2 separate regions of the Homo sapiens genome follow, and region 1 is linked to region 2. The links are chromatin contacts, found by Hi-C or POLR2A ChIA-PET in ENCODE. All regions are on one chromosome and are shown on one strand. Each heading gives the region's core, a stretch centred on a gene start or an enhancer-like site at or near the end of the contact. The rest is flanking DNA. Distances are from core to core; before and after follow the strand shown. Region 1 has its middle 12 kb from the start of MB21D2. Region 2 overlaps MB21D2 (Mab-21 domain containing 2).

Evidence for each region. A loop is a pair of places that touch in the nucleus more often than their neighbours do. ChIA-PET counts read pairs that join two places held with the same protein, here RNA polymerase II (POLR2A). Pooled maps may share reads with other maps.
Region 1: a loop to region 2 is called in a map of PC-3, with 6 times the contacts of the local background. The contact joins two enhancer-like sites. A Hi-C loop is called at or near these places in 5 of 168 maps with a recorded cell type or tissue (PC-3, colonic mucosa, gastrocnemius medialis and 2 more) and 5 of 50 pooled maps. POLR2A ChIA-PET finds 5 or more read pairs at or near these places in 6 of 52 experiments (GM12878, OCI-LY7, PC-3 and 3 more).

The regions. Positions count from the first base shown.
Region 1 is chr3:192,926,930-192,931,951 of GRCh38, reverse strand. No RefSeq gene overlaps it. Among named protein-coding and RNA genes, the nearest start is that of MB21D2, 12 kb to the right of the region's middle. Within about 2 kb of position 2,036, at least 2 of the 41 ENCODE cell types and tissues checked have a DNase peak (open chromatin) inside an H3K27ac peak, as active enhancers do; they include PC-3, where a contact is called at or near this core.
Region 2 is chr3:192,813,884-192,819,213 of GRCh38, reverse strand. All of the region lies in intron 1 of MB21D2 (Mab-21 domain containing 2), which reads left to right. Among named protein-coding and RNA genes, the nearest start is that of FGF12, 89 kb to the right of the region's middle. Within about 2 kb of position 1,978, at least 2 of the 41 ENCODE cell types and tissues checked have a DNase peak (open chromatin) inside an H3K27ac peak, as active enhancers do; they include PC-3, where a contact is called at or near this core.

The DNA of each region.
Region 1 (5,022 bases), core at 787-3,286, 110 kb before region 2:
TTATTCCCGGCACACTATGGTGTATGGCATTTGTTGAAAGAATAAATGATTTCCCCCTTCCCTTGGGCCTTTTTCCTCCACCTCCAGGCCTCACCAATATTAGGAAGACATAAAATTGAGATGTAACAATTCCTCATACCTTTACAGCATTTTTTTTTTTTTTGACAGAGTTTCGTTCTGTCGCCCAGGCTGGAGTGCATTGGCATGATCTTGGCTCACTGCAACCCCCACCTCCCAGGTTCAAGTGATTCTACTGCCTCAGCCTCCTGAGTAATTGGGGTTACAGGCTCCCACCACTTCGCCTGGCTAATATTTATATTTTTAGTAGACACAGGGTTTCACCATGTTGGCCAGGCTGGTCTCAAACTCCTGGCCTCAAGTGATTTGCCTGCCTCAGCCTCCCAAAGTGCTTGGATTACAGGCCAGACCACCACGCCAAGCCATCTTTACAGCATTTTTTTTTTTTTTTTTGAGACCAAGTCTTGCTCTGTTGCCCAGGCTGGAGTGCAGTTGGCATTATCTCCACTCACTGCAAGTTCCGCCTCCTGGATTCACGCCATTCTTCTGCCTCAGCCTCCTGAGTAGCTGGGACTACAGGTGCCCACCACCATGCCCGGCTAATTTTTTGTATTTTTTTTTTTTTTTTTTTGAGACGGAGTCTCGCTCTGTCGCCCAGGCCGGACTGCGGACTGCAGTGGCGCAATCTCGGCTCACTGCAAGCTCTGCTTCCCGGGTTCACGCCATTCTCCTGCCTCAGCCTCCCGAGTAGCTGGGACTACAGGCGCCCGCCACCGCGCCCGGCTAATTTTTTGTATTTTTAGTAGAGATGGGGTTTCATCATGTTGGCCAGGCTGGTCTGGAACTCCTGACCTCAGGTGATCTGCCCTCCCCGGCCTCCCAAAGTGCTGAGATTAGAGGCATGAGCCACTGTGCCCGGCCGGATGCTACTTTTTTAGGGGGAGACTCTGATCTCTATCCAAAGGGAGGTGACCTTGTCCTCAGACTGGAGTGAAACATGATACACTAAATCTTGTTATAACAGATTGACGCCTACCCTGGGAGGGGAAGTTTTTCTTAATGAAGGCCATTAGCTAGTTTGCATGATTACATTTATCCATGCTCCTTATCTATCTCTCCACACCTGCCCTTCTGAGGCACACAAAGACATCCTCCTTGACACACTCCTCCTACCCAGGTGTTATTGATGTGTTGTAGAGGGTAACCTCTGCCCTCAAGAATGTGATTCAACAGTCTGTGAATCTGTGGTTTGCCTGTCCCACAGGATTATTGTGGGGATGAACATTAAAATGAGATCATATACATTAAATCTAATGCATTATGTAAATGTAAGGTAATGTTATGTTTCTAAGCCTCTAGACATTTTCCATCTTTGGAAAATAATAGAACAATGTCACCACAAGACAAATGTTCAGCTGTTCACAGAGGAAGTTGAACTCTGACCCCCCTTGAGCGTTCCACACATTTGTTAACATCCATTTCTCGATGATGTCCATTTATTTAACACCTCTGATCAATAACCTCGTTTCTCCCCAGTCTCTCTTTTACTAGCCTCTTCGGTAGATTTAATTAAAGTAATGCACTTTATGGGGATATGAAACCAGGCACTTGATTATGTCACTTCCTGGTGCAGTTCCTCAGCTTCCCTCTTATAAAGCAGAAATTAGGAGGGGGAGAGGGGAAGAAAGGGTACAACTTGCTTCTGCTCCATTCACAGCGGCATGAAGCCGAATGAAGACTGGTCCAGAAAGTGTCTAGAATCCTATAATTCCTATAATTATCTTATTTTTAAAAAATGTTACATTAGCCTCAAAACCAGTCACATTCTTTTGAATGCCATAAAACCATTAATCTTCAGAACAAACCCATGGCTAGTTAGCTCATCAGTAGAAAACATGAATTCCTATGTAGGCAAAAGGATGACTGAGTTTAACGCAGGGATGGGAGAGGCTGGTGGTGGAATAAGTACGGCACACATCGTGTTTTCTTAACAGTAATGTGCTAACCCAACAACAATTCTTTGAAATGTGGGAGGGGCTTGGGGCATGGAAAGAAGATGCCTGAGAGGAATTAGAATAAAAGGAATTCATAAGGCACAAAACTGAAATAATAAGAGTCATAGATTAATTTTACTTTCCTGAGAACCTTCTGACTCCTATAAATATTTTCTCTGTGCACCTCTGACCACAGCAATTTAAGTATTGTGCCCCCCCACCCCAAAAAAAAACAAACAATAACAACAAAAATCAAGAAATACCTTTGACCGAGTGGTAAAAGCAGTAAGGTTTGAATTGTGTGATATATAAATCCCTGAACATATTATTTGGTGCATTGATACCTACATGTATGTTCATTAAAAATTAGGGCCTAATACATTTCTTCCATTTATTGAAGAAATAGTGGCTTTTTCAAAGACAGTTAAACTGAAAAACAGAGATAAAAGCATTCTTATTTCTCAAGGATGGCAAAACTTGTTTTGAAGAGTCAGCAGCATCTAGCTTCCAAAAGAAAATGGGATTGACTTGTATGTGTCATGCCCTGGAGGTTTTCTGTGTGATTTTGGAGGAATCTCTCGATCTCTCTGTTTCATCTGCAAATGTGCTAACAGCTTTGGAATGAGTACTTGAACAAGCATGGAGTAATCACTGGCTAAATAAAAGAGGTTTTGATGAATGCTCTATATTTCCAGCCAAACTGAACCACTCAATGTTTCTATAAACATCACACATTTTCCTGACTCCACACTTTTTCTTATGCCATTTCTCTCACTAGGAATGCCACGGTCCTGTCTTGTTCTTATTTTACCTGTTCTCCAAGGACAAGGTCAATTGTCTTTTGTGTTTTCAGCTTTTCCGCCTTCTTTACGTGGAAGTACTATTCCTTCTTCCAAACCTGCAAAGATAGCTCTTGTTCTCTATCTCTTATAGATTTGTCGAATAACATTTTTAATGTCTTTAATTAAATGACTTATGCCCTTCCTTTAGAGGGCAGGGATTGCGTGTGATTTATCTCAGAACTTGGCATGTGATAAGCACTTAGTAAATATTTATCAGGTAGATGGCGTGCCAGTTAGTTTTATGTGTCAGCTTGGCTAGGCTCTAGTACACAGTCATTTAATCAAACACTTATCTAGGTGTTCCTGTGAATGTATTTTATAGACGTTGTTAATATCTACAACCAGTTGACTTTAAGTAAAGGAGATTACCCTAGATATTGTGGATGAGACTTATCCAATCAGTTGAAATTCCTTAAAAACAAAAACTGAAGTTTGTAGAAGAAATTCTGCAACATCAACTCCTGCAAACCTGCCCTATAGTTTTCAGACTTGCCTGCCCTACAGATTTTGAACTCGTCAGTCCTCACAACTGCATAAATTAGTTTAAAAAATAAATCTTTCGGGCTCCAGTAGGATGAAAATGTTTGCTTTGTTCACCGCCATATCCTCACTGTCAAGAACAATGCCCGACACATAAAAGAGATTCAATAAATATGTTTTCAGTGAATGAAGACATAAAAAGACAACTTTATGAAAAATGCCATATTAACTAGGTTATGAAAATTTACTAGACTATTTACTAGGTTTTTGCTAAATTTGGCTATTTATAGTTTTGTAGTATATAGCTATGGACTGCAAACATATAGCTATGGACTGCAACATGCAGCCATTTATTGGCAATTGATGCACAGGCCCTCACATTCTTTGGCTTTTGTGCTGACATGTGGAAAAAAAATTCCAGTCCTGCCATTCTGTGTGTTCCCATAAGCAAGTCACTTCTGTTCTCTTCACCTTATCTTGTTCAACTGTATTATTAAGATTTTGATGTTATGATAGAATTGGAAACTCCTTTCCACTCTTCTTTAAGATCTGTGATTTTTATGCATGGCTATATCCTTAATTTTGCATATAATTTTGTCATCAGACATACTTGAATGTTATTTATTGCCTAAAGATTGTTATGTCTTTTTATTACTATCACTAATTATTATCTGAAATTTATAAAGTTGCTTTTCTCCAAAATACATAAAGAAAACTGCAGCCCAGATTCCTAGGAGCAGATTTCTTCCATATCTTGGTTGTGAAGAAATACAGACTCCTTAATGCTTTTTTGCCAAAACCACAGTTTCTTGTGTCAACTGCTTTATAAGTCTGGTTATAAAGTTCTATACCTATGTTCATCTCACACCTGGGCTTCAGAACATCATCCTTGGCTTCTAACTTTAGGGCCAGAAAATCATTTTATAACTGTTTTGCAGCCTCTTGTAAATACTTCCTGGGGTACTTTCTTCGGGTGCCTTTTGTTTCTGCTTACCCTGTGAGGAGAGGGATTTCTGGAGTCTGACAAACCTGCTGGGCCCTGGCTGGACCCTAAGAACCCAGAGACCATGTAGCCATACCCTAGGGCCAAGCTGCTGAGTGAATTTCATCAGCAGGCTTTGCTTCATCCCCCACCAACAGAGAATAAGAGGCCATTAGCCAAGATGTGTCAAGGAGGGGGTCTTAATGCACTTATAGATTCTCTTCTCTTTTGATTTTAGGCTAATTCTTTTAGAGTAAAGATCCTTAGAAAAAAATTAGAACATTCAACTATGGAATGTCAAGCTGTGCAAGGATAGACTGGGGGAAAATAAACAAACACATTGTGTTAAGAATTTGTAGGGAGCACTGCTTTATTTGTCTTCTCATGTTAGAGCTGTAGCCTCAGAATGTCACGCCTGGATGACACCTTATTTATTCATTTACACAAGAGGAAGAGGAGATTCGGAGAAAAGGAGAGGATTTTTCTCTGATCATGAAACTAATGGCCAAAGCTGAACCAGAACAGAAATCTCCTGACTTTCAGCTTTTGTCTGAATTTATTTATTTACAATGTATATCCGATATATTCCTATCTATCCCCCTTTAAAAAATTTAAGGCAGGCTGGGCGCGGTGCCTCACGCCTGTAATTCCAGCACTTTGGGAGGCCAAGGCAGATGGATCACTTGAGGTCAGGAGTTCGAGACCA
Region 2 (5,330 bases), core at 729-3,228:
TTAGCAGATACTCTGTAAACATTGATTCCTATCTCTCTTTTCTTCTCCCTTCACTTTTGCCCCCGGATGGCCTCTCCCTCTTCAGGAGCCCTGGGATCTAGCATTCTTCAGACATGCTCAGCTCTCCAGGAAAACTATGAGTCACTTATATTCCAGGTCAGGTCAGCCTGTCTTGCCCAAGAGCATTTCCATTGGCAGTTCAGATTCTAGCAAAAAAAAAACTCAATTCCTGCCTCTCGGATATTCAGTTAATTGAGAACTGGCTCAAACAATTGACATTCAAGGGAACTGTATTGAGGGACCTTGTCATCATTCATTTATTAAGACCAGCAGTTGGCCTTCTATCTCCAGTTAAGTTGAGCACTGGTCTAGGCACTTATATAACAATATAGTATATATATTCCTTAAAATCCTCATATTCTGCATAATTGCATTAAAAAAACCAGCATGACTTATAGGAAAAGCAGAGTTATGACCATATCCCCCAAAACCTATTTGACTTTGTAACCAGGACATTAACAAAAGCAAAAGAAACACGAAAAGATAAAGAAATACCACTCTAAAAAGGACTTTACCTTTAAAAATGGTTGAAGATGGCTTGATGGATTGTAAGGAAAAGTTGTTGAATTTTGGAGACAAGGATACAATGAAGTAAGATCATAGGCAACAATACAAAAAGAAAAGCCACATACTTTCTGAACCAAGAACCACATGTCTGTCTGAGCTGAGAACTCTGTGACTTGCTGTATTCTGTGTTTGAGTACATTTTTTTTAGCTGCTAGTTCTTGATTGTACAAAATATTAGCATTCTAGGAAAATTGCATGTGAAAGCAATCCAACTTTTAATTGTGCTGACATCATTTTCCTATCTGCCAGTCCTGTACAAGCAGTTCATGTTACAGTGACATATTCTGTAGTAGGTCAGACTGTTTCTAGATATCAGTGGCCTAAACCCCAGACACAGAACACAGGGGGATGCAGGTGAATAAGGCTCCGTTCCTGTCTTCAAAAAACTCATGGTCTCATGTGAGACATGAGAATGAGCTCAAATAGCTGTAGTACAAATGCTGTATGAAGGGGGACAGGAAATAATTTGTATGATTGTGGAGTAAGGTTAGGAGGCAAAAGCTTTTAGGTGGGTAGAATTGGCAGGATTTCAGCAGGCAAGGAGGGAGGGCACACTGAAGAGAACAAGTAGAGGCTTGGGGACTGGAAAACACTGGACATATTTGGGGGACTAGCATATTGTGGGGGATCCGTTTGGGGGCTGGGGCCAATTAAGAACATAAGGGAGCAGTTAAGACAGGGACGAAAATGGAGATTGGCCTCAGAGTGGGGGAGGCCTTGGCTATGGAGATGGGGGCACCGTGGAAGGATTTTGAGCAGGTGAGTGATGTGATTAGAGCCCATCCTTCAAGAAGCTCCTTCTGGCAGCCTATGCTGGGTGCGGTGGTGGGAACAGAGTGTAGTTCGGAGGTATTGCAGTTGTCCCTGTGAGAGATGTGAGGACCCTGGCTGGACTGTTACAGTGACACACAGTGGCATGGGGTGTGCAGGAAGGACACTACACCACAAACATTTTAAGGACAGAATCTGAAGTATTTGTCAACTGAGTGATGGTGCAGGGCTCTGGTGGTACCTGTTTAATGATGACAGATTTACTGTTTGCAGTGATGCTAGCTGTCATGATTGAGTCCTGTAAAAGATTATATTAAGCTAAAACTAACTGTAAAAATCAGTATATCTGTTTCTTTCCCTTCCTTTCTCTCACTTCTTTCCCTTCTTCCTTCCCTCCTTCCCTCCTTCCCTCTCTCCTATCTACCAGGTGCTTTGTGTTAACTTTTCATTCAGAGTGTTTTCTGTCCCTTACAAAGCTGACAGAGTTGTCAAGAGGTTTCACCCACTCAACCCACATTACTTGACACACAGTTACTTGCATTACAAAGCACTGCATGAGGAGCTCTTGGTAATAAAGGGGTGACTCAAACACAGATCCTCCCCTCCAGGGTCACGTCTGTGCTGTTGAATGTTGAACCACATGACTACATTACTAAATAAAAACTAAAATTAAAAGAAAAACAGGGAGGGAAGTGATAGAATAGATAGAAAAAGTATTGGAATATTTATTTTTAAAAGTCACATGCCCAAATAACAGGATAAAGACGAGTGTTATTCATTAACCTACAGAAGTGTGAACAGAATGTGATTTTAAAAATACAATTACATTTTCTCAGGATTGCAAAGTTCCAGAAACTCTGCTTGGAGCTTTATGTAACTGTTTCAATTAAGTGTCCCAAGAACCTTATGAGAAAGATGATATTACCCCCATTTTTTTTTTAATGGGGAAACTGAAGTTTCAGAAAGTCAAGTAACTTATCCAGATGCCACACAGCTAATAAATCATGAAGCTAAGGTCCACATTCAAGCGTGCCTGTATCCTAAATTAATAATCTTTCTATCACGGCATCCACATCATCCTTTCTGGCATCCTTCTTTTCTGTCTTCCTTGTTCACCTCAAAGCTGTGAATCTTACCAACGACGATGTGACATCCCATCGTGACAGTAGAATTGCTGCAAACAGCATGTGGGCATTTGAAATTCACCGGCAAGAAGCACTGTGTTCTCACTCACTTTGAAAGCATACCAGTAAAATCAGGTATTAATTTTAAAAATTTATGTTCAACCTCAGGCCTTACTTTTTGGGTTGCAGCCAGTCCAGCAACTAAAGAAAAATTAGGAAGGCATGACCTCTAGTGGAAAGACTGAAAACTTCATGTGATTTTACTGGAGAGTTTCTCCTCAAACCACCTCTTGTTAGACTGGAATTATGGAATTTTTCATCTGAAAGTTACTGTCATAACAAGACTTGGGTCTGTGTACAAAATGTCATTTTTGTCACTATCTTAAAAATGGGATTTTTGCATCTCACAATCGTAGCACACCTGAGTCCTTTAATAACCTTTCTCAAGTCGGAACCATCTTTTTTTTTAAAAAAAAAAATTGTCCTCTCGTCTTTTTGCCACTTCACTATAAAACCCAAACTGGACTTTTGGAAGGGACACAATATAAATACAGCTGTCTGCATTTAATCTGTCGTCGTCTCTCAATTCAACCCTGGGACAATTGATAGCTTTGGAAATTGTACACCTCTATTCAAACTGTGTGATCTTTGGTTTTGAGAACTGAGCTGTAATTGTGCCCATCACTGCAGGTTTATTGCTTGGCTGCCAAGTCAGCTCCACACTTGATACTCACTGACCCATATATGTGCTCCCAAGCCAAGTGTGGTATGGGCGCCAATTGTCCTTAAGGATTCGGCTGGTGATGCAATCACTTTATCTATGCTTGAGATTGAATAGAGGACAAAAATCCATCCCTATCTGATGGGTAGAGGAAGATACGGGCCCTGAAAAAATAGCAGAAATCTAGCACAAATACATCATTTTCTTTCAAACTAAATGAATACCTGGGTGGTTAGAGATGAATGAATTCCCCAATTGTACAGAATGAGACCTGTCACATCCCTCCTGAATCTCAATTACTATCATGTTTCCAAAAGCCCGCCAAAGTTGTCTTCCCTGATTTGAAAAGTAGCCAATCTCAGCTCTTCAAGATCTTAGAGAATTACTGAGACAGTAAATTCCTTCCTCTAACTTGACAGCTTTGCCTTTCCTGATTTCATGCAGTTAAACTTTCTGCTTTGAAATTGAGAGAGAGGCAGACTCAATTTTTAAAAGCATTTCAACATTGCTAAACACATGTCTCCTTGGAGATTATGCTTCCATCCTTGTGGGGTGAGACATGGGAACCTGCATTTTTAACAAGCCTCTCGGTTTGAGACCCACATATGAAGCAGGGAGTTCTGGATTGAGAGTCAAGTACTTTGGGTTCTATTTCTGGCACCTGTGCCAGGTTCAGTGCTGTGTCACCTTTGCTTTCTGGGCCTTAGCAACCTCATACATACCATGGCAGTTGGAATAAATAACCTTGAAAGTCAGTTCTGGCTCCAGTAAGCTCCAATTTATTCATTCTTTGTGTGGGGAACACATATATAACTTAAACTTCATTCTCTGGAGACCAAGACTTAGCGAATTTTAACTTATTCAAACAACATCCTTTAATACTATGAAATTAAAGAAACTCTTATTTCTCCCTTAGTAGCCATCATTTGGTTAATAATTTCTGGCTAGAATGTTTGAATGCCACACTGTTCATCCACTGACTTGCTCCATTTTTAGATGGTTGGGGGAAAGTAGATGAAAGAAGCCATCTCTCAAAGTATGACTTTCCCATGTCAGCATTATGAGACTCATCTTTGACTTTGTCTAAGAATTTTTTTTTTTTTTTTGGGATGGAGTCTCGCTCTGTCGCCCAGGCTGGAATGCAGTGGCACAATCTCAGCTCACTGCAAGCTCCACCTCCTGGGTTCACGCCATTCTCCTGCCTCAGCCTCCCCAGTAGCTGGGACTAAAGGCGTCCACCACCACGCCTGGGTAATTTTTTGTATTTTTTTTAGTAGAGACAGGGTTTCACCGTGTTAGCCAGGATGGTCTCGATCTCCTGACCTCGTGATCTGCCCACCTTGGCCTCCCAAAGTGCTGGGATTACAGGTGTGAGCCACCGCGCCCGCCCAAGACTTTTTTTAATTGAGCAGGCATGGATTTAAAAACACTGCAGCTTTGTCCTCTTTTAAATGATCTACCCGTGCTTTTAAACTGCAAATTTCTACTTCTGCAGAGGGCTTTGGCTGGTTATTTCAAGTCTGATTTCTTTTGATCCGAACATTTTCAAGCTCAAACAATAGAGTATGTTTTTACCCAGATACTGAAAACAGTTATCAGGTAGGCAATTCTGTCTCAGCAGATTCAGCTCTTTATTAGTCTGTTAGCCTGTCAGTATTTTTTTTTTCATGTCTGTTGTCCTTGGAAAAACTCATTTGATCCCTTAGTCCTTTCTTAAATTACAGGGATGGGTGTAGCTGTACTAATCTGAACTTCTGGATGTATCAAACATTCCAACTTTATACGATGGAAATACTTCTAAGACTTATTAACATATCATTATTTTTCAAACTAGCATGTTTTTAGGATATTACTGATTTGTTATTTGAAAACTAGATTGAGGAAATTAGTATTTGAAATAACATTTACTTATTTAAACGAAGGCAAAAACAATAGAAGCAGGAGGTCATTGTTAATAAGCCATGTGGAAAATTGATTAATAGCTATTAAGCACTTGGTTATTGACACTTAAAGACAAGTTATTTTTCATCAAAGATGTGTGTTTATTTTGCTGGCATAGGTAAGGAAAGAAGGGAATCTTATCAGTA